3 separate regions of the Mus musculus genome follow, and all the other regions are linked to region 1. The links are chromatin loops, found by intact Hi-C in ENCODE. Cell type or tissue: heart. All regions are shown on one strand. Links, peaks and the distances in the headings refer to the core of each region. The heading gives the core; the rest is flanking DNA.

Evidence for each region. A loop is a pair of places that touch in the nucleus more often than their neighbours do. Peaks named below come from ENCODE experiments on the same cell type or tissue, not always from the same donor. Only the 100,000 strongest peaks of a DNase experiment are listed, where the experiment ranks them.
Region 2: it touches region 1 in a loop (2.7-fold over the local background); 1 of 42 quality-filtered maps calls a loop at or near these places.
Region 3: it touches region 1 in a loop (2.2-fold over the local background); 1 of 42 quality-filtered maps calls a loop at or near these places.

What each region holds. Positions count from the first base shown.
Region 1 is chr5:108,062,163-108,069,975 of GRCm38, forward strand. Mtf2 (metal response element binding transcription factor 2) reads left to right here and starts at 3,512. Exons shown (of 15, transcript NM_013827.3): 1 at 3,512-3,803. The coding sequence starts at 3,799. In heart, for the core only: a CTCF peak has its summit at 3,533; DNase peaks (open chromatin) are centred at 3,509 and 4,069; H3K4me3 peaks cover 2,279 bases; H3K27ac peaks cover 1,947 bases.
Region 2 is chr5:108,664,790-108,672,602 of GRCm38, forward strand. Idua (iduronidase, alpha-L) reads left to right here. Exons shown (of 15, transcript NM_008325.4): 2 at 4,317-4,728; 3 at 5,330-5,470. The coding sequence starts at 4,574. Slc26a1 (solute carrier family 26 (sulfate transporter), member 1) reads right to left here. Exons shown (of 3, transcript NM_174870.4): 3 at 5,089-7,813. The coding sequence ends at 6,428. Among named protein-coding and RNA genes, the nearest start is that of Slc26a1, 6.7 kb to the right of the region's middle. In heart, for the core only: a CTCF peak has its summit at 4,269 (motif pointing left); a DNase peak (open chromatin) is centred at 4,452; H3K4me3 peaks cover 1,902 bases; H3K27ac peaks cover 2,084 bases.
Region 3 is chr5:108,001,977-108,009,789 of GRCm38, forward strand. It overlaps Gm42150 (a long non-coding RNA gene), which reads right to left and starts at 828. Exons shown (of 3, transcript XR_880537.1): 1 at 747-828. In heart, for the core only: a CTCF peak has its summit at 3,349 (motif pointing left); no DNase peak of the experiment used is centred there.

The DNA of each region.
Region 1 (7,813 bases), core at 2,028-6,027:
TTTCTAGCTCAAAATTATAGACCAACTTCAAAGGTGCAAGAGCAGAATTTCATTGTGTGTTTAGAAGAAACAAGAAACAATGTTTGAGAAGCAAATAAGGACATGAGGAGTACAGTTTATTCTGACTTTTTACTTTGTTTTATTCTTTGAGGGATTTGACACCTATTAAAGTCTGACTCTATTATATCTTGCTTAATTAGTACAAAACTTGAAGCTCATGGTTATAGGTTTTATTACATTAACCGTGACTCCTTTTGTGTCTTTGGAAGTCGGAGTACCAGTTTTCTTAAATTAAATGTTTGTTCTAACTTTATATTCATTGTTTAGTTTCAAACCCTGGGATGAGGGATGAACGGGGTCACTGGCGTGGCTGCAAAGCAACTTCTCTCAGGTTTGGCACCATATGATAGGTTATTTCTCTGCTGTTGGGGTTTGAGAATCGCCACTCAAACCATATAAGCACTGACCTCAGTTAAGCAAGAATAGTTTATTGAACAAACACCTTAAACTGAATGATCAGGACTGCAGAAAGAACTCAGAAACCTAATTTTGGTAGTAGTCTGCTCTTAGGGTAGGTTTTTTTTTTTTTTTTTAAATAGGAAAAACCAGGTTCAAAGGTTTAAAGGGAAAGGAGGGGGGAACATTTGGTTGACTAGGCAAAATATTACCAGCTGATCGTTAGGAATTTCCTGTGACTGGCAGGCATGTTACAGCAAGAATATGAAATAGCTGGCAGGCATGGGTCAAAATGGCTACAGCTATTCTGTGGGTGGGTGTCAGTCCATTACATCTGCTGCTACTGGTGAAATGAGCCAATTCAAGTCAGATTAGGCAGGTTTATTGGGAAACTGCTCTCCAGAGAGTGAGTTCACTGGCCCTAAAGAAGGAGGCCAAGGATGTCACCATGGGGGTGGGGGAAAAAAGAGAAAAAGGGTGCTCTTGAGAAAGAGAAGAGGAGGTACAGAGAGAGAGAGAGAGAGAGAGAGAGAGAGAGAGAGAGAGACCAAAATGTCTGACTTTTATAAGGAAGAGCCTCTGGGGGAAGGGCAGCCCAGCAGCCCCTGTGCTGAAAAGTTCAGGGTTGGGGGAGAGAATGACAGGGACTGAGGGATGCTGGGAGAATCTGCAGGCCAGGTCTGTTTGGGTATGTAAAATATGCAACTCAGTCCATGTACTGTGGTACAAAACCAATCACTCATGTCTACATAGGAAAAAAATTAAAGAGGTGTCAAGCACAGGTGGTGGCGCACGCCTTTGATCCCAGCACTTGGGAGGCAGAGTCAGGAGGATCTCTGAGCCTGAGGTCAGCCTGGTCTACAGAGTGAGTTCCAGGACAGCCAGAGCTATACCCATCTCAACAAACAAACAAACAAACAAACAAACAAACAAACAAACAGAAAAAAGGTGTCTTAGAGTTCTTTAATTTACAAAGTATTAGATCACTTTTTGTGACCAAAGGTGCCAAAGTTTAGGTCAGAAAGTGTAAAGCAGATTATGTTTCCTTGTATCGAGTTTTAAATTATGGCACCCACCTGATGTATAGTTTGTTTTCAAGATTTATATTTACTTATTTTATGTATATGTATAAGAGAGTCCTTCTCTTCAGACACACCAGAAGAGGGCATCGGATCCCATTACAGTTTATGACCCATTGTGTGGTTGCTGGGAATTGAACTCAGGACCTCTGGAAGAGCAGTCAGTGCTCTTAACCACTGAGCCATCTCTCCAACCTCTTTTAAAAGACTTACCTATTTTTATTTTATGTACTATGCTGTTTTGCCTCTTAGAATTAGAGCTAAAGACACTGTGATCTGTCATGTGGGTGCTGGGAATTGAACACAGGTACTCAAGAGCTCTTAACTACTGTGTGTGTGTGTGTGTGTGTGTGTGTGAGAGAGAGAGAGAGAGAGAGAGAGAGAGACAGAGACAGAGACAGAGTGTGTGTGTGTGTGTGTGTGAGAGAGAGAGAGAGACAGAGACAAGAGAGTGTGTGTGTGTGTGTGTGTGTGTGTGAGAGAGAGAGAGACAGAGACAGAGAGACAGAGACAGAGAGAGAGAGTGTGTGTGTGTGTGTGAGAGAGAGAGAGAGACAGAGACAGAGAGAGTGTGTGTGTGTGAGAGAGACAGAGAGAGTGTGTGTGTGTGAGAGACAGAGAGAGACAGTGTGTGTGTGAGAGAGTCAGATACAGAGACACATGAGAGAGAGAGAGAGACAGAGAGAGAGAGAAAGAGGGAGAGACACAGATTGATATAATGTACTGAATAAAATATACTGTATAATACAAAGCTAGCCATGGTGGCTCAGGCCTTTTAATCCCAGTACTGAGGAGGCAGAGACAGGAAGATCTCTGTGAGCTTGAGGCAAGCCTGGTCTACACAATGAGTTCCAGGACAACCAGAGCTATATAATAGATAGACTCTGTCTTCAAAAAAGAAAAAAAAATGTAGTATAATATGAATATGCCTATTTGCCAGATTTTTCAGAACCTAGGTAAAGGGAACTCTTTTTTGTTTTGTTTTGTTTTGTTTTTCGAGACAGGGTTTCTCTGTATAGCCCTGGCTGTCCTGGAACTCACTCTGTAGACCAGGCTGGCCTTGAATTCAGAAATCTGCCTGCCTCTGCCTCTCAAGTGCTAGGATCAAAGGCGTGCGCCACCACCGCCCAGCTTAAAGGGAACTCTTGAAATATGAGTGAAAGGAATTTAGATCATAAGAGGTATTTCTTCAGAGAGAAAATTCAGTACTGCCTCTGTGACATAATCTGTGATAAAAAGTATATGACTCTGAAAATATTTTCACAAAATAGAAACGTATTACAGGTGTTTCTATAAGTGCTGGGTTGCATTCAAATATAAGTCAAAGATATAAGCATGCATTCCATTTATCAGCTGGGCCTCATATAAAAGCCTGCAATAGTATGAAAGTTGTGTGTTCCTTCAATCAACTGCTTTGCAGGAGGGTATGCTCAAATTTCACTACAATTAGGAAAGGTCACAAAGCAGGTAAACAGGGAAAAAAAAATCTCGTTCATCGTCAGAGGAAAAAAAAGTGAAAATCTCCCATTACAGATTCCAGATAAGTTTGGATTTGGATAGTATTCATTGAACGAAATTTGCCATCCAGGGTCTCCTCCCCACTTAAGGGGATTATAACAGCAGGCCTCTAGGTGAAGGTAAAAGAAAAGTATTTTTTCCAGTTAATAATTTCCTTTCTTCAGAAAGGAAATCACCCCATCAAGATGTACTGAGCAATATCCTATTTCTGAGGGCATTAAAAAAGACCGCACGAAAGACTGGACACGATCTCTCTTTTTAAAAGACCTAGTAAGGCAAGCATCAGCGTCGGGAAGCGCTGCGCTCACTATTGTGTCTGCACCGGCAGCAAGAGGACTTAATTCCACCGCGACGTTAAAGAGTCCCTCTTTGTTCAGCGCTGGTCCGGGACGCAGGGCGCGGTGTTCCTCCGCGCTCGCCGCGCAGGCCCCGCCCCTCTGCGGCTCTGGAGAGCTGCCATTCGGCCCCGGAGTAGCTCCGCGCTCCCAGAATGCACCGCTAGTCCGCGGGAAACCAAAATGGCGAAGGGCTGTTGCGAAGTGGTCTGTGTTTGAGGCCGGTGTGAGCACGCACATTCTCCTTCCTAACCCTCGTCCCCAAGGAACTCGGTGTGTGTGTGCGTGTGCGCAGGGCTCCCGCTGGGGCGGGTGCCCAGGGAGTGCCCGGACTCGCGGGGGAGCGCCCACGGGAACGAGATTGCTTCTATTTTCCTGTATGAAGCGGTTGGCACCACTTAAGTGACCGAATGAGGTGAGAGACCTTGGCCTGGGAACCGACTCTTTGGGAGGAGGTTGGGATGAGGAGAGACGAAAGAAAGGAAGCAAAAGAAAGGGGAAAGATGGAGGCTCCGCTTTGGGCAAGGGAGTCCTGTGTGGGGGTGTTTTTGCATTGATGCATATGTTGAAAGAATGGATCGGGAGGGGTAGTCAGTGAGATGTTGGTAAAAATAGGGACTGGGGGAAGGAGCGGGGCGCCCCGCTCGGGAGTCAGTTGGTGGAATTAGATAAAACGTTGAGACAGGGAAGCTGTGTTTGGAGGGCAGGAAGGAACCTGGGGGCGGGAGACGGTTGGAGGGGCAGGATGAACCTGGTGATGAGGGGGTGGGGAACCGAGGGGAGGAGCCGTCAGAATGCGGGGAGCCTAGTAGAGGGGCTGACTGGCACTTTAAGGGGTGCTAAGGAAAGTAGCAGTTTGGAACCAGAGGGTGCTGGAATTGTGTGGAATTGTGGTAGGGGAATCTAGTGGTGGGCTAGATAGCTAGCGTACGAGGATGAGGAAAATACCCTGGAAAGCAAGCCCTGGAAGCTTAAAGAGAAGAAGTGATAGGTGAATTGATACGGGGAAGAGATAGCTTTTATTTGGAGGCATTTCTTCCGTTCAATTAAAATTTCTTGCCCTGATAATTTGTATTCATCATTACAACTTAGTTACTTACGGCACTAAGGGGTTTAACCAAAATTTTCCAGGATTTCTTAACACATTTCCATAGTGCCAGAACTCTTAACTGTGATTTACAATCTGCAGTCCTTGGTGGTTAATTTTTTCTTTGGCAGAGATGGATTTATTGAGTGGTACGAGAGATTGTGAACAATAGGAAAAGGGGTATGGAATGCTGTTTTATTCTTTAAAACCTTTAACTTTGGTTGAAGATATTACCATGCAACAGTAGTTAGAATTTGAAAACCCAGACAAGCCTGTAATTGACATAGAAAAGTACCTCATGAGATCAAAGTAGAGCTAGAAATATGTTAGTGGTTGGTTGACTCCGTTTTCTCTAGCAGCAAGTACTTTCTCCTTCAAATAGATTCCATGTAATCTTCATAGGAACTTCTGCAGACTGTTTTCAGCCTTTATGTTTTAATTTTTCTTTTGGGAATTTCTTTTTTGGGAGAGAATTGTGGGTAAAAAAACTGATTCTTTTTAGGATGCTGGATAATACTTTAAATGTTTATTTTTTTATTTAATGTATATAAGCACACTATTGCTGTCTTCAGACACATCAGAAGAGGGCATCAGATCCCATTACAGATGGTTGTGAGCCACCATGTGGTTGCTGGGAATTGAACTCAGGACCTCTGGAAGAGCAATCGGCACTCTTAACCACTGAGCCATCTCTCCAGCCCCCTGGACAATGCTTTAAGTGGAGGATTTTTGTTTTTTGTTTTTTTGTTTTTCCTTTTTAAGTTTTGAAGCAGGGTCTCGTTATATAACTCTGGCCAGCCTGGAACTCACTTTGTATTCCAGACTGGCTTGAAAAGACAGATCTGTCTGCACCTGCACACTGAATGCTGATGGAGATCACTACCATGCTCGGCTGTTATTACTTTACTTGAGTTCACATCAGCAACTATCATTGGGTATGCAACTATATTTAAATGTGTACTGTGGAGATTTCTTTTCCTTTTGTTTTCTCCTTTTCTTATTTATTTATTTATTTATTTACTTACTTATTTATTTATTTTTGGAGACAGGGTTTCTCTGTATAGCCCTGGCTGTCCTGGAACTCACTTTGTATAGACCAGGCTGGCCTTGAACTCAGTAATCCACCTGCCTCTGCCTCCCAAGTGCTGGGATTGAAAAATTGCCTGGCGAATTTTTTTTCCTTATTTGTTCAAAAAGTATATATTGGGGACTTTGTGTCATATGTGGTCTTAAATATTAAAAATACCGTTGTTGAACAATAGACATGTTCAGAGCTCATGTAGAGTATGCAGTTTGATTTTTGAGCAATGAGTAATGATAGAATGAACACACAAACACAAACGTGTACATGGGTGCACAGGCATACGTGGCAAGCACCATTTAACACCTTCAAGTTACACAATTGATATTTGATGGTAGTAATGATGAAAGTACAAAATAGATTCATAATGGAGTATGCAATTGAGATAGCTGAATTCAAGACAGTAATACAGCTGAGATTAAAGAAGACAAACATTCTGTCAAATGAATACACCCTGAATTTTGGGGAAAAATGTATAAGACATTTAAAAATTAAAAAAAAATGCATATGTGGTGGGGGAGGGTTAGGGGGGTATGTGCTACTGTCCATGGAGGCCAGAAGCATGAGAGTCATAGGTGGTTGTGAGCTGCCTAATAAGTGCTGGAAACCAAACTCAGTTCTTCTCCAAGAGTAATATGTGTTTTTAATGGCTGAGACATGTCTCTAGCCCCCATAAAGGATATTTTTCACCAGTTATAGTGGTTTTAAAATTTAACCTGCTGTAATGAATGCATTTTTCATTTTCTGTTTTATTTTAAGACTTAAAAAAAAAAAGATTATGTGTTTGAGTACACTATAGCTGTCTTCAGACACACCAGAAGAGGGTGTCAGATCCCATTACAGATGGTTGTGAGCTACCATGTGGTTGCTGGGAATTGAACTCAGGACCTTTGGAAGAATAGTCAATGCTCTTAACTGCTGAGCCATCTCTCCAGCCCCAACTTATTTTTATGTATATGAAGATTTTTGCCTGCATGTATATGTGTGCACCACATGGGAGCAGTGCCCACAGAGGCCAAAAGAAGGTGGTTTATTCCTTTGGAACTGGAGTTAGAAATGGTTGTAAGTTGCCATGTTAATGCTGGGAATCAAAGGCCCTGGAGATTGAACTCAGGTCCTCTGGAAGGACAGCCAGTACTCCTACTTCTGAGCCATCTCTACAGTCTAAGAATGAATTTCTTGACAGCAGATAGGGGCAGAAAGATCCAAAGTTCAAGGCTATTCTTAGCTATATATGAATTCGCAGCTAGCCTGGGACACATGAGGCCCCATTTGGGAAAAAAAGTAGAAATGATTACCAGGGGCTAAATAATAATCATAATATAATCATATCATAAAAGTAGGACTTAGACATAAAGTGATGGTTTAACTTCATTGTCAATTTGATTAGATTCAGATTCACCATGGAAATATACCTCTGGATATGCCTATGATTGTTTTCAGAAAGGTTTAACTGAGGAGGGAAGACCCACCCTGACTATGTGAGGCCACCATACCCATGGGCTGGGGTCCTGGATTGAATCAAATGGAGGAAGCAAGCTGAGCATGAACATTGACCTTCCTGACTGCAGATATCAGTGCGATAGCTGTCTCCTGCTTCTTCTACTATGCCTCCCCCTTCCATGATGGACTGTACTCTGAAACTGTGAGCCAAAATATACACTTTTTTTATGTTGTTTTTGTCAGAGTTTTTTACACAGCAATGAGAAAAATACTGAATGCATATATTAATAAAATTTCAAGACATGAAGAACAAAGGACTGTGGCTCAGTAGAGTAAGATTTTTCATCCTAGTGCTGAGTATAGTAAGTGAACAGCACCAGACTTTCTTTACAGAGGGAAATTCTTTACAATGTAAAGTTCTGTGTGTAGGAACTGAATGAGTCAGTTGTTATTTATTGCTTGGCCTCACCTGGCACTCCTGTGTTGAAACTTTGTTCCTTTCCTAGCTAGGACTACAGGTTCCTGCTACTCTACCAGTGAGTTGCAATGAGGACTGAGATATTTGTAGGTCTAGAAGAAGACCTTAGAGAAGCTTTGTGCACATATCCTTTTACTGTATGCCACGTCTCTAGCCAAAGAGTATGTGATCCAGAAAGCTTTGGCGTGGTGTGAACAAGGCCCAGCAATCCCAGATTGATGCAGAAACATTGTGAGCTCTAAAAGCAATGGTTATTCGTGGAAAGGGAAAGAAATTTAAATTATCTTTGACAACTTAAAAATGAAGTGTTAATAGGATATATTAAGGATTCTGGGC
Region 2 (7,813 bases), core at 1,814-5,813, 600 kb after region 1:
CCTTTTGGTGTAATTTTAACAATGCTCAGAACAGCCTACCTCAGCCTTGAGAGGACATCCAGCTCTCTGGGCTTCCCATAGAGTCCGTTTGTGATCACACCTTTTCAGGGAAGAGCCTTTCTTACTCAGGAGCAGGTACAGCATTCTATATAACCCATGCGTCTTCAGACACAAAGTCGTGTGTCTTGGAATTTATTTCTTGTACTGGGAACATCTGGGCTAGGAGATGGATGTCATCGGTTCCTCTTTGAACATCCCTGCAGATTCTGGTCAGAATGCTGCCAGCAGTCTCCCAGCCTCCATTGCTTTCTACTTCGTGAATGATAAGGGACTCACCAAGCAGTCTGGGATCTAGGGCAGGTGACACCTTGGGTACGATTTTTTTGAGTCCACTATAGCCCCCTTTCCTGTGTTTCCCTTCTGCTGCCTCCTCGTGTAAGCACACTGTTGCATCTGAGATTCACTGGATAATCTAGGATAATCTCACATCTTAAGATTCTAATGCAATTATACCTGCAAATCCCCTTCATCACATACAACAGTGGAGTTAACCCTGCTAACTACCTTTAGTGACTGTGTTGCTATTAACATGCAGTTTAACATAACATAAATGTGTTGCTATTAACATGCAGTTTAGATACATTTGTCTTTATGCCCCTATTTGTCTTTATGCCCCTATAAGCCATTTCTACCATCATTGCTTTCTGCAGTCACAATACATTAGATTTATGCAGCTTTTATACCCCTTATTTTCATTCTTTCTGTTTCCTCTGCATTCAACTGAGGATCACTCTCTTTCTGCTTGAAGAACAGCAGGTAATATTTCCACAGTGAAAAATGAGTGGCAACTGCTGCCCTCACAATTTCTCTAAAATGTTTCTACTCAACCTTTACTTTTCAAAAACATCTGTGTGTTTATGTATTACATATAGATATATTTCCTACTGTGTTATGCAGGCTGGCCTCAAACTCCTAGCTTAAGAATTCCTTTGGCTTCAATCTCCTCAGTGTCTGAGAATCAAAGCATAGGTCATAGCCCCCACCTGGAAATGTCTTTGTTGTTGTTGTTTTTCTGTTTTTTTGTTTTGTTTTGTTTTTGTTAAACTTAATAAGCTACCAATTACTTATATGCTATTTATTTATTTATTTATTTATGTCAACATGACACAAGCTAAGGTCTTTGGGGGAAGAAGAATCCTCAGTTGGGAAAATACCTTCATCAAATTGTCCTTTAAGGGCATTTTTTTGATTAGTGACTGATGTGGGAGGGTCCAACCCGTTGTGGGTGGTGCATCCCTGTGCAGGTGATCTTGGGGAGCAAGCCAGTAAGCAGCTTTCTACCACATCCTCTGCTTCAGTTCCTTCCTGCTTCCATGTTCCTGCCTTGAGTTCCAGCCCTGACTCAGGGATGTACTAAGTGGGAAGTGTAAGTCAAATAAACCCTTTCTTCCCAAGTTGCTCTTTTGTTTTGTTCAGCAAAAGAAAACACACTAAGATGCTTGCTTTCAGGATTTAGGTTTGTTTTTAGTCTTCAGGTTCAGTACTAATGCTGAAGCTGGCGCTCGTTTTATTGTTCGGCTTTTTGAAAGCAATGGGTCATTTCCGTTTGATTGCTTCCAGTATCTTTTTGTTGCTTGTTTCATTTTGTCTTTTCCCTCTTGGTCTTTATAGCTCCCAATAATTTTTTTTCAGTGCTGGGGGGTCTGCATATGGCCTTGCACATACTAGGCAAGAACTGTACCACTGGACTCCATACCCAGCTCATGACTTTTTGAGACAAGGTCTTGTTATTTAGTCTAGTCTGTCTTAAAATATGATTCTTCTGCTTTAGGCTGCTGAGTGCTAAGATTATAGACATGTACCTCCATGGGCTATTTATAGTACTTTTTAATTTTTTAATGTTTATTTTGCCTCTATGTATGTCTGTACACCACATGTGTGCAGTGTCTGTGGAGGCCAGAAGAAGGTGTTGGGTCCCCTGGAACTGTAGTTACAAATAGTTGTGGGCCACTGTGCGAATGCTGGGCTTTGAACCGCTGGAAAAGCAGTCAGTGCTCATAACTGATGAGATGTCTCTCCAGTCCATACAGTGATTTTTAAAAATATCGGAGAGCTTGATTGCGTGCTTGTGTGTGTGTGTGTGTGTGTGTGTGTGTGTGTTCATGGAGATGAGATCAACATTGGGTGTCTTCTTCAATTGCCCTCCATCTTTGAGTTCTTTAATATTTTGTTTATTTGTTATGGATGTGTAGGAGTGCTTGAGTACCATAGCAAGCATCTAGGGGTCAGAGGACAACTTACAGGAAAGAGTCAGTTCTCTCCTTCTACCATGTAGATTCCAGAGATTGAACTCACGTCACTAGGCTTGGCAGCAGGTGTTCATGTCTGCTCCCTCGCAAGATCCACCTGCTTTTTGAGACAAGGTCTTTCTTTTAGTAAACCCAGAGCTCTGAGATTCTGCTAGACTAGCTAGCCAGCAAGTCCCCAGAGAGCCTCGTGTTTCCCTCTCCCCAGGGCTGGGGTTACTAGTGTTGCTACCACGTCCAGCCTTTCCACTAGGGTTCAAATTCAGGTCACTTGACTAACTCAGCCACGTTCTTGGCCTCAAATTTTTAAAATTTACTTTCAGAAGGTTATCACGGTGGCCCCTTCAAATGCTATTTCTGCTCTACTCCCCTTCTTATTTTCAGCTGCAAATTCAATTATACTGTTAGACCTTGTCTCATGTCTGTCCTGTGGTTTCTGTTATTTTTTTTTTTCTGTCACTGTGGATTGTCCCCCAAATCTATCTTCCAGTTCCTTATTTCTGTCTTCAGATAAGTCTAATTTGTAGCTAATCTAATCCATTAAGGTTCTGCCATCTTTATGATTTACATACCATAAAACATTCCAATATAAATTATAGTTTTTACATTTTCTTTAACATTTTTTAAAAAAGATTTATTTATTGTTCTAAGTACACTGTAGCTGTCTTCAGACACACCAGAAGAGGGCGTCAGATCTCATTACTGATGGTTGTGAGCCACCATGTGGTTGCTGGGATTTGAACTCAGGACCTCTGGAAGAGCAGTCAGTGCCCTTAACCGCCGAGCCATCTCATCAGCCCTTCTTTAACATTTTTATGATTTTACTTTTGAAGATTTTCAAGAACTTGAAAATGTCTCAATGGTTAAGAGAACCTGCTGTTGTTACAAAGACCCAGATTCAGGTCATAGACAGTGGCTCACAACCGCTTGTAACTCTAGTTCCAGGGGATCTGATACCCTCTTCTAGTCTTCATGAGCACCAGGCAGGCACATGATACACATATATACATTCAGGCATTCACAAATACACATAAAATAGAATATAGGCAGCTAGGTATGGTGGCACATGCCTTTAATTCCAGCACCTAGCAGTGGCGAGAGCTCTGAGTGTGAAGTCAGCCTGGTCTACAGATTGAGTTCTAGGACAGCCAGAGTTACACAGATAAACCTTGTCTAAAAATCCATAATAATAATAATAATAATAATAATAATAATGACAATGGGACTAGACATGGTAGCCCATGCCTTTAGTTTCAGCGCTCAGGAGGCAGAGACAGGAAGATGTCTGTGAGTTTCAGGCTAGACTGGTCTATACAGCAAGTCCCAAGTGAATGAGGACAACATATTGAGACTCTGCCTACATTAGTCTTCATACAGAACAGAGCACCCAACCAGGTAGTATCTAGTTGCTGTCTATGGACACCAAACTTTGTATTTCAGTCACTACAGAAGCATCACATGGGCTCCTGACTTTCTGATCCTTGCACGAGGTTGTGGCATAGTTTTCATTTCTCCACCTAAAAACCTTCCTTTTACCAGCTTTCCTGAGGACCTCAGGAACTATGAACACTAGAGAAGGGTTTCTTCCTTGGTGTCAGGAGAGATTTGCATGAGAAAGGTGCTTTTCATGGGTTGTGAAACTCGATTGTTTGGAACTGCAGAGGTTAAAGGCTTGTGCTACCAAAAGTGACAGCTAATTCTGTTCCATCGTTGCTAATATCCTGCTCATTGTGTGTGCACAATTCAAATCTTAAAGATTTGCACTACTGACCCTGCCTTTCACAGATGTTCAGGACTGATATTTTGGTTGCCCACTACAAGGAGTCACTTGGATTTCGGAACGTCTCATCCGTCCAGAATGAGAGCAGTCCCATTTCGGAAAAGCTCTGCCAAAGCACCTTGACTTTCTCCCCCAAATCTAATCCTTGGAGCAGTCCCACAGCGCCATCTTCTGATACATTTCTCCACTTTCACCCCACGACACTCAGTAGTGCCTGATTTGTTTTTCAGAGCACCTACAGGCCTCCAGCGAGACCGAGACAGCCGCAAGAATAATGGCCGCTCTGAGACACCCAAGCACTGCTAATGTTGGTTCCATTTTTGGAGCGCCTGGGACGCAGCGGAACTCGCCAGCACGGGGCGGCGCGTGACTGGGTTCCTTTTTGTCCCGGCCTGGCGAGAGGTCACGTGGGGCGTTACGCAGAGGCGGAACACTGCGACCGCCGCCTAAAAAGCTTGCTGTTTAGGGGCACCTGGATATCCCAACCATGCGACCCCCGCGTCCCTCCTCAGCTATGCTGACGTTTTTTGCTGCGTTCTTGGCCGCGCCCTTGGCGCTGGCTGAGTCACCGTACCTGGTGCGTGTGGACGCAGCCCGCCCGCTGAGGCCTCTGTTGCCCTTCTGGAGGAGCACCGGCTTCTGGTGAGGCCCACCACTTATCAAGTCCAGGAGCGCCCCTTGCTCTATCCTCTGGGTTCCCCCCATTACAGCTTTGGGCTCTCTGCCCATCACTCCTGGACACTCAGAAGCGAAGAGCAAACCCCTTTAGGGCCCACCTTCTCAAGCTAGTCAGTTTCTGGATTGTGGCGTGGGTTTTCTAGCTTAGTGGGTCCCTCAAATGCCAGAGCCTCTCCCTAAGTGGCCCCCAGGAATCAGGAGCGCAGTACTCAGGCTATAGGTTCATGATTGGTGCTTTGGCAGAGCCTAGGAGTCTCCCAAAGTATCAAGACCTGTCCCGGTTTATGAGTGTGCCCCAAGTTTTTCTAGAAATACTCAAATCCATTTTTTATGGCAGGCAGATGCTCTATTTAGAATACGGTTCTGTGTCCTGTGGGAGCTCCCCTCACCCTGCCCCCAAGCAAGACTGTAGAACATTCTGGTGAATGGGCTATTTTATCGTACACTCTGGAGACACATAATTCATCCACAAGGGTCTAGGCAGTTAGGTAATACATGTACAAAATCGGGTATGCTGCAGGCCCCTGTTTAGGACAAACACTTCACTTCTTTGTCCTGTCCCTAGCCCCCCACTGCCTCACGACCAGGCTGACCAGTACGACCTTAGTTGGGACCAGCAACTGAACCTTGCCTACATAGGTGCCGTACCTCACAGTGGCATTGAGCAGGTCCGGATACACTGGCTGCTGGATCTCATCACAGCCAGGTGGGTGATGCGGAAGTGGGTACCCTGGGAGTTGCTGGTCAGAGCTTGTTTTACAGAGATGCTGAGGTGGTGGATCTGACCTTGTCGGGGCCAGCTGTGGGACACAGTGCTGGGCTGTGGGGGTCGCGGGGGTGGGGGGGGTCATGGTAGGGCATAGGGCTGGGGCTGTGCTTCCTGTTAGAGCATCCTGTTGGGCAGAAGAGGAGAATGTCTGCTTGGCTATGCCAAAGGCAGACCCTGGATGGAGCACAGGTGGTTTCCTCCTGATGTTTTGTTTTTTGTTTTTTTTTAGAAGTACTGAATGGGGTTAGGGTCTACTGTGTCTGGCTTTGTACCATACATATACCACATTGTGGTTACCAGTATAAGCTGTATAGAGACATTGTGCCCCAAGGTCAGGTTGAGGTTATATAAGTCACATTGCCTTAGAAAGTGACACTGGACTGTGGCTCTGGAGCAGGTGGCTGCCTTTGCAAGGGTCCAGTCAAGATGAGCACCTGGCATGAGGAGGCCTTTCAGAAATTCAGACCCTTGAGGCTTGGCCATATATCCAGCTCATATCTGGTACCTGGTGGTACAGGGAATGGGAAAGTGTCCTTTTGGCATCTTGGAGGTCATATAATTTGCAGGATTCTGTTTCAGATAAGATGACAACATAGTATATCAAACTGGGCACTGTGTGGGCTGAGGGATCATGTGTGTGGGTACAGCTACCCTGGTTGAACAGGCACCAGGGGGCAGCAGTGGACTCAGAGGTAGAGAGTCTAGATCACTGAACCCTTGGTTTGGAATCCTTGAATGTATTAAGGGTGCTGCACTTTCCTTTCCTTAGTTGGAGTTCCCTGGCTTCTCCAGGGCAAAGGTGGTCCAAGGGTATATCTCTAATGACTTTATCATTCACACCACTCCTACAGAGCACTGGCTTGTGAACACAGGTGTGGGCTCTTGAGGGCCCTGCTAGAGGGCAGAGTCAGCAGCCAGCAGCTCCTCACGGCGGGCACATGCAGCCTCCACAGCACTGTGCACACTGGGGAATAGCAGCTCATTTTCAGCTCCCTGTTCTTCCCCAAGGAAGCCCCCTTTTCTCAACGTGTCTCTCACCGAGGGACTGCAGCAAGCCAGAAGCAGGGTGATGTCCAAGGCCCTGTAGTCTCTGCGGAGGTCTTTCAATGTGGCCATGCCAGCCACATCCAGGAACAGCAGTGGTGCACAGTCAATGACCACTGTGTGGAAACCAAATGCCAGGGGTACCACCAGCCCAGCCCCACTGCTCACTGAACCCAGATCCTTGCCATCGACAAGACTCCTGTTACTGACACCTACCTCCGGGCCCTGATCCTTCCTGGTGGCTGAGTGCCCTGCATCCAACCCTGTGAGTCTGTAGAGAGACCGAAGGAAGAAGTCCTTGTTGGCGTAGTAAAGTGGACCTGTGAAACGGAACACTCGCACCTCAGGTGGGGGCAGGAGGCCCTCAAATTCAGCAGCATCCTCATAGAAGGTGGAGTCTCCAATTCGGGCAAGAAGGGCAGCCCGTGGACGCTGTGTACGGCCTGCCAGGCTAAGCAGGGAGAAGAACACTCCAGCTAATAGTCCAGCCTCGGTGCTGACTAGCACACAGGTAGCTGCAGTAGCCACCCAGACCAGTGCATCGGCAGGGCTTAGCCGCCAAAGTTGTGGGAGATCCTTCACCTTGCGCAGCGCCCCCCGCAGGCTGACAACAATGATACAAGCTAGCACACATCGCTGCAGATCATGAAACAGTGGAGCCAGCACCAGCAGCACCAGCAACACCACAGCGGCACTGACCACACTGGACAACTGGGTCTGGCAGCCAGTGGCTATCTTCACCAGAGTTTTGGACAGAGCAGCACTAGTGGCAAAACAGTGGAAGAAGGCAGGCAGCACATTGCAGCAGCCCACAGCTAGCAGCTCTTGGTTGGCACTGACAGAGTAGCCATGACTACGGGCAAACATTTCTGCCAAGGAGATGGAGAAGGCTGAGCCCACGAGGGCCAGGGACATGGCATCCAGGGCCACACGCCACATTATCTTAGGGTCTGGTACCTGTGGGGCCACAAAACCAGTGGGAATGTTGCCAGCCACCCTCGAGTCAAACCGTGTATGGAGCTGTCCAAAATGGGACACAATTGTGGCCACCACAATAACAAATAACTCTGTGGGTATTGGCACCTTCAGACGGTGTCGGTAGCGATCTGAGAGTTCCTTAGCTGCCAGCAGCACTCCTAGGCACAGGGCACTGGTGACCACATCACATATGTTGGCCTGTCCCACATTCTGCAGCAAGCTCAACCATGTGTGGACCACCATGCCTAGGCCCTGGTG
Region 3 (7,813 bases), core at 1,814-5,813, 60 kb before region 1:
ACTGTGACTCATTTTTTCAGGGAAGACCAAATCTATTACAAGACTTCGGTGTCCAGAAAAAAATGAAGCAAGAATCGGGATCTGGGAAAGGGCAGCAGGTGTTGTGTGTGGCTGAGGAGGTGATGAGAAGCTCCTGAGGCTGTCCCCTAAGAGGCAAAAAAATGAATGAAGAAGATAGGGCTTCAATCAGCGCCAAGCCTGCCCCCCCTGCCCCCCTCCCCCGCGCACGCGCACTTGTGAGGCAGCGCTCACTCCTTCACAGTCCTGTGGAGCCTGCTGTAGGAGTCAAAGCACACCCTCCCAAACTGAAGAAACTTATGGACAAGAAGTTATCATTGAAGTTAAACGGAGGCAGACACGTACAAGGAATGCCACAGGGCTTTGATCCCTTTATGAACCTTGTGATTGATGAGCGTGTGGAGATTGCAAATGGTAGGCAACAGAATAACATCGGAACGGTGGTCAGGTGGGGAAATGGCATCATCATGTCAGAAGCCTTGGAAAGAGTAGACACTGTCCAGCAATGGCGTCCACATCCCTCCCCAAAGGGCCTGTTTGATTGTGCTGTAGAATTGGGTCATGTACATTTTCATATGAAACTTTTTGCAAAATAAACTTTTGTGCTACTTAAAAAAAGAAGAAGAAGGTAGGGTTTCAAACAGAAAGAGAGGAGGTGCAGACAGACTAAGGAGCTACTGAGCACAGTTGGAATTTAGAAGTCTAGCCCAGGATTTTGTAATACTCACCAAAATGCAAGAAGCCCTAGAATCCATCCCCTGCATCACGTAAAATGGGTGTGGCAGCATACAATACCAGCACTTGAGAGGTGGAGGGGGGAGGAATCCGTCAGTCATCCAGGGCCACACAAAACCCCGTCCCAAGCAGTCATTTAACCAGCCTGTGTCTTGGCTGACACTGACCCTGAGTCCTGTAGCTGTCCTGGCAGGAGTAAAGACACTCTAGAGAGATGTGTGCCCCTCCCTTTGGCTATCAGACTACTGAAACAATGGACCCCAAGAAGTTGGAATTTCCCCAGGAATCTCATGCTGGGAAAAGGAAAAGGCTGGAGCCTGGTGCCAGGCAGGGGTGGACTGGAGCTGAGACACTGGTGATGGTTGGAACAGAACCTTGACCAGCCTGCGCAGTTATGCGCACCCCTTCCTCACCTCAGGACCCTGAAGAAGGATTCCTCTTCCCAATGTGGCCATATGGAATAAACATCCTCTTTCTGTTTTTGGTATTACTCTTTTCTGTAATTAGCCATTGAAACTAATTGGCCATAGGACTGCTAGGGTTTATATAGTCGTTGATTCTAACATCTCCTCTGATAACAATTGCCTTTCAGATTGTCAGGATTTTGCGGCAAGCCTGCTGCCAGCTGAGCCAGGTTATCTACCCCTACTTCCAGACCTTTGCCTGGGTGTCTTTAAGGCAATCAGCTGATGAAGGACCTGATATTCCCAACACTGTTATGCAATGAACAGATGAGGTGAGCAAACTGTAACTGTTATATGATATATATTTTTGTTTTGTTTTTTTCGAGACAGGGTTTCTCTGTATAGCCCTGGCTGTCCTGGAACTCACTTTGTAGACCAGGCTGGCCTCAAACTCAGAAATCCGCCTGCCTCTGCCTCCCAAATGCTGGGATCAAAGGCATGCGCCACCATGCCCAGCGATGTTTTATTTTTGAGTCATGGTTTCATGGAGCCTATTCTGGCACTGAAACCTGAACAGTAATAGAGAATGTGTCAAATGCCCATAAATATCCCACTTTAAGCTGTAACACCAACATTTTCAAGGCTGACATAGGGGGATCATGAGTTTGAGGATAGCCTGGGCTACATGGCAAGAGCTTGCATCAAAACAAAATCCTTACTTTAAGTTACGTGGTATAGAAAGCACTGCTTGCTTTTGATGTTTTTATAAGACAGCTGGGGAGAAACTGCCTGTCTCTCAAGGCACCAAATGAAATATTAAGCCGGGACTAACATCAACATAAGATCAAAATCTACACCATTACAGGAAAGTTAGTAGGAGGTGTCAGAACATCTTCCTGCTTTGGGATATTTGCTTACTCAGTTTGACAGAGATGAAGAAGAGGTAGGATGTGAGGCCCAATACCTCTGAGATCACTGAGCAAGCGCGTCTTCAGGCAGAGGGCTGGCTTCCACCCCTGGAATATCTTTGTCTTGTCATAACATTCATCCATATCGATCTTACCATGTGAGTTTCTCATGTTAACAGAGGTGCCTGAGACACTGAACCAAACATTTGGTTCATTTCATCGACGACGTAAAGCGGCACACGTAACTAGGGTAAGCGTGCCTACTTCGTACTTTTTCTTCACCTGCGGGAAGTTCTTTTTGACCAGTGGACTAAAGACCATCCTGGGTTTTGGATAGCTTTCTGCAATGTTGCCCAGTGAGAATAGAACTGTATCAGCGATCTAACTTGGATGTGTCCTGACAGACAAAAAAGAAGCTGTGCGCGTGTGCAGAATTTAAACGAAGAGCAGAAACTCTGAAGAAACGGAAGCTGGAGACTTTGCGGAAATGTTCGTGAGTATAGAGGCACCTCCAGGATGTGAGAGTATTTGTCTCCTATAAGATGAATCTTCGAAGGGCTGGGAGGATGGCCCATTTCTCTTGGTGCAGCACTCCCTGTGCAGGCATGATGGCATGAGCTTGTTTCCCAGCATCCACATGAAAAGGCTGGGCTCAACAGCATATTGCTGTAACCCTAGAGCTGGGGAGGTAGAAACAGGAGGATCCTTGGGGCTTACTGGCCAACTAGTGTAGTGGAACTAGGGATCTCCAGGTTCAGAGAGAGAACAATGCCAGTGGAAGGATCCACGCTGGTAAAGGAGCTTCCTGCACAAGTCTGGAAACCTGAGCCTGATCTCGGGGCCCATATCCATGGAACCAGCTCCACAAAGTCGTTCTCTGACCTACACATGCGCTTTCTGGCACACTCACTGCCACACCCACAACAAATAAATAAAAGAGAGAGAGTAACTGAGGACATTACATACCAGCCTCTGACCTATATACAGTGTGTGTGTGCGTGTGTGTGTGTGTGTGTGTGTGTGTGTGTGCGCACCACACATCTTAGAAGCTGAGATGTTCTGAATAATCAATGGTCAAGATTACCCCTTTGATGATTCTCAGAGTTCTTTCTCAGTGACTTGCACATCTAATTGCCCATGAGCTTACTGCAGCCGTCCCTTTAACAAACCTTATCTCACTGACACTGTTAAATGCCATCCTGACCTTGAGCCTTCAAGGTCATCTGACTTGTGCCCTCTGTTCAGAACCATGCTCACCAGGAAAAGACTGCCACCATGTGGCAGGTAGGTACTGTTGCCCCCTTTACTAAGTAATCTATAATTTAAGAGATTTTTTTTTTTTTAATTTATCTTTGCTATCTTTAGTTACACATGTGTGTATGTGGGAATGTGCACGGGAGAGGTGCCCTTAGAGGTATCAGATGACTCAGGAGCTGGTGTTAAAGAGGGTTGTAAGTCTCTTTAACTGACATGGGTGCTGTGAGCTGAACTCAGGTTCTCTGGAAGAACAATAGCAAATGCTCTTAACCACTGGACCATCTCCCCAGCCCCAGTAATTTGTAACTTGATAACTTGTCCTCATTATAATCAAAAGTTATTCTGTCTAATCTGTAATTTTTGCCCTCCCCACATCTGCCAGGTATGTTACTGGTAGAATTGCTAATCTTATTTACTAATATGAGATAGCAAACCATACTGTTACGTATTATGGAACTTACTTTCTTTTATAAAGGATCTCATGTAGCCCAGGGCGGCTTTGTACTTTTTATGAAACTAGGGGTGGCTTTGAACTCCTAATCTTTCTGCCTCCAAACCTTAAATACTGACATTGCAGGTTTGTGCCACCATATACCCCGTGTCCTAGTTTCATTTCTGTTGCTCTGATAAATACAGCACATTTGTGCTTGGAGCGTGTGGAGCTCAGAAGAGAGCATCAGATCCCCCAGAACTAGAGATCAGAAGGCTACAAACCATCCCGTGGGTGCTGGGAACTGAATTCAGGTCCTCTACAAGAGCATCAAGTGCTCTTAACTGCTGAGTCCTCTCTCCAGCCCAGGGTTCACTGATCTTAATGTGCATTTCCTGCCCCAGATAGTGGAGGCAGAATAGTGCCATTCAAGGAAATCTATTCACAGTTCAGGCCCCCTGCTCTTGGAAAGTAAGATGACAAAAATGAGGTGAGAAAGCAGGATCTTGACATCTTGGGATAGCATCCTCCTCTGCCGTGAGACCAACCAAGGAGAGCAGAAGAGCTGCATCCTCACAGGGCATTCAGGAACCCTCTGCTCAGATCAGACCTGAGAGCCAAAGCACCCAAACCGGTTTTGTCATCAACTGAACTTCTTTACTATGAGGATGTGGCTTGGTTGGTAAAGTGTTTGCCTCGCATTCATGAAGCCCTGGGCTTAATTCCCAGCAACACATAAAAGTAGGCATGGTGGCACACACCTGAAATTCCAGCTCTTGGGAGGTGGAGACACTCTTGTGAATCAAAAGTTCAAAGCGGTGAGTTTGAAGCCAGCCTGGGCTATGTGCGATGCTTCCTAAACAAAACGAGACTTCTTTTTGTTTGTTTGGATTTTTGTTTGTTTCTGTCTTAGTCAGGTTTTTTCTCTTGCTGCAAAGACACACCATGAGCCAGAAGAAAACTGGGGAGGGAAGGTTTTATTCAACTGACACTTCCACACTGCTGTTCATCACCAAAGGAAGTCAGACAGGAACTTACACAGGGCAGGAACCTGGAGGCAGGGGCTAATACAGAGACTATGGAAGGGTGCTGCTTACAGGATTGCTTCCCCTGGCTTGCTCAGCATGCCTTTTTATAGAACCCAGGACTACCAGCCCAGGGATGGCACCACCCACAATGGGCCCTCCCACTCTTGATCACTAATTGAGAAAATGCCTTACAGCTGGATCTCATGGAGGCATTTCCTCAATTGAAGCTCCTTTCTCTGTGATAACTCCAGCTTGTGTCAAGTTGACACACAAAACCAGCCAGTACAGTTTCTGAGACAGGATCACTGTGTAGTCCTGACTGGCTTGGAACTCACTATATAGACTAAGCCAGCCTCAAACTCTTGGCGATCTTCCTGCCTCCGTTTTCTGAGTTCTGAGATTATGGACACAAGCCACCTTGTCCTGCCTTTAGCACACATGTTTTCTTTTTTTGTTGTTGTTGTTATTTGTTGTTTTGAGGTAGGGTCTTACTATGTAGTCCAAGCTGGTCTGGAACCATCTACATAGACCATGGGAGATAGAGATCCACCTGACTCTGCCTTGAAAATCCTGAGATTAAAGACATGTACCACCATACCTGGCCCAAAATACCTTAGTGCAGGTCTTTGTGCCTGTGTAGTTTTGACAGGCCCTTCTTTTATTTTTCTGACTACTACTCATACCCAACATGTCCAAAAAGTCTTCCTTAGTGCACCCATTTGCCTACAGCGCTTGTGTCAGTTCTTCTAACCTGCCATACTTTCTCTCTGCTTTACTTGTTTGGCCTTCACCAAGGTCTTCCTTCTCTTCCTTTGTTGCTGTTCTCATTGCTCCTCTGTTTGTTTGTTTGTTTGTTTGTTTAACTTAGGGTGATTTTGATTCTGTGAACCTCCAGCCTCAGCCTCCAGAGTGCTAGAATTTTAAGTAATCCATTGTTCAATGACAGGTGGGCCTATCTTGCCTTCCTAATTGGATTCACAGAAGCAATCTCTTAGACTCACAGTAGGGCATAGGAATCTACAAACACATATGGGATAGGAATTAACTCATGGGCATAGAGCTTAGGAGGCACTAAGTCCTTGGAATGATTAAACCAAGGAATGGGTCGATGTGATGTGGCTGACTGTATGTGAGAAACAAGGCTTTGCTCAAGTGTGGCAAGGATGCATTAGTAGGAAAGGCAAGGAGATTCCATGGGTATACATCTCTCTTCTTAACTGTCTAGTGTTACATGTCTTGATCCTACGAGTCACACTCTCTTTCCAACACCACCATTAATATTGCTTAATAAAGAAGCAAGCTCTTCAAGCAAACAAGCTACAGGGTGGGAAAGCAAACTCCATTTGGATTGATATGATCAAGCAATCTTTCCTGACTTGAGTCTTGTGGTGACTTGAATGAGAATGTTCTACGTAGGCTCTAGCATTTGAAGGCTTGGTTCTCAGTTGTTGGTGATGACTGGAGAGGTCTAGGAAGGAAGGCCTTGCTGGAGGAAGTACTTCACAGGGTATGAGCTTTGAGCTGTCAAGGTCTCAAGTCATTCCATTAGATCTCTCCCACTTTTGCTTGAAGTTTACAACGTGAGCTCTTTGCTCGCTGCTCCAGCTGCCATACCTGCCTGCTGATGCACTTCCCAGCCTTAGCTCTTTGGAGCCACAAGACCAAATAAACTCTTCCTTCTATAAGTTGCCTTGGTGTAGGCTTATATTTTTCAAAACCTACTTTAGTAAGAGTTTTTAAACACTTTAACCTTCCTTCTAAGCCACTACCCACCAGAGGTAGGGGAAAGGAGAGGTTAGTAGGGCAAATGGGGATGTGGCCCTGTTTAGACATAGTTCTTTGGGACAATCCCAATCTTTGTTGTTAGGACATCAGCAGTTCAGTTCACACAAATCAGCGAGGGCATTCAATCCAGTAGAAACAGCAAGGCTCTGCCAATCAACTGAAGTCTGCAAAAGTATTGAGAAGCTGCTGAAATATTATAAGAAGTTCTTTGGTGTATTTCTCTCTACAAAGTCACACAAAGTTCTGACAAATAATGATCAGCGAAAAAGGAAAAGGGAGCCAATGCCACAGCATCAGCCACTGTCTGATGGGTTATACTTAAACCCTTTCTAACATCACACGTTCTCTCAAGTGTCTACTCCAACAAAACACCACATGCCCTTTTTCCAGGCAGCTTCCAGAAAAACACATGTCTGTTCTGAGCACAGCATCATCCCATGTCTCTGCTTCAGCAAAGCATCTTCTCATAAGACAATCTCCAGAAAAACATCACATAACACAACTGAGTCTCCAAAGAAACCAGAAATTTCCACTTCACCTTGGTCATGGTATTTTGTCACATCAACTGAAAAGTAGCTAATGCCATTGTCTAGGACCAAGACAAGGACAAATATTTCCGTGAGCTGTGTCCAAAACCCTTGATGTGGCTTTAAACCAACCTTAATAGCACAGACTTAAATTAGGTACTCTGTCCTCTGCCAACATCTGGAAAAAGCCAGTTTTAACCCCTTCCTTAACTGCAAGATATTCTTCTTAGAGAGTTATATGCCATTGGTTAAAATCAAGTCAGGTAGAATGAAAGTCTAAGACAATGTAAAATCTATGTCATTCTATGATGCAATTTGAGTAAACCCAGATTTTGTACAATTTTCCATGAACATTTTGCACAATGTTCTATGATTCTACTTTGGCAGCCATTTCTTGTAGACCAGGAAAAAGGGGCAGTGATTTTTGTGGAAGGAAGAAGATACATACTGACTTAGCTATCCTATGCCTCAGACACTCTAGAAGGATCAGTACTTAAATATTAACAAAACTTAGCTTAGTCACTCTAGATCCTGCAATTGGAATAAAATAGGAGTTGAGTTTGGCAGTACATGCCTGTAACCCCAACATTTGGGATGTAGAGGCAGGAGAATAAGTGTAGTGAGAACTTTGGTTTCTTTAAAACAAAAACAAAACAGAAATGTTATGTGAATATGTTTTTGTTTTAATCCCAGATGTGGAATGTGGAGCTGCTTCAGACTG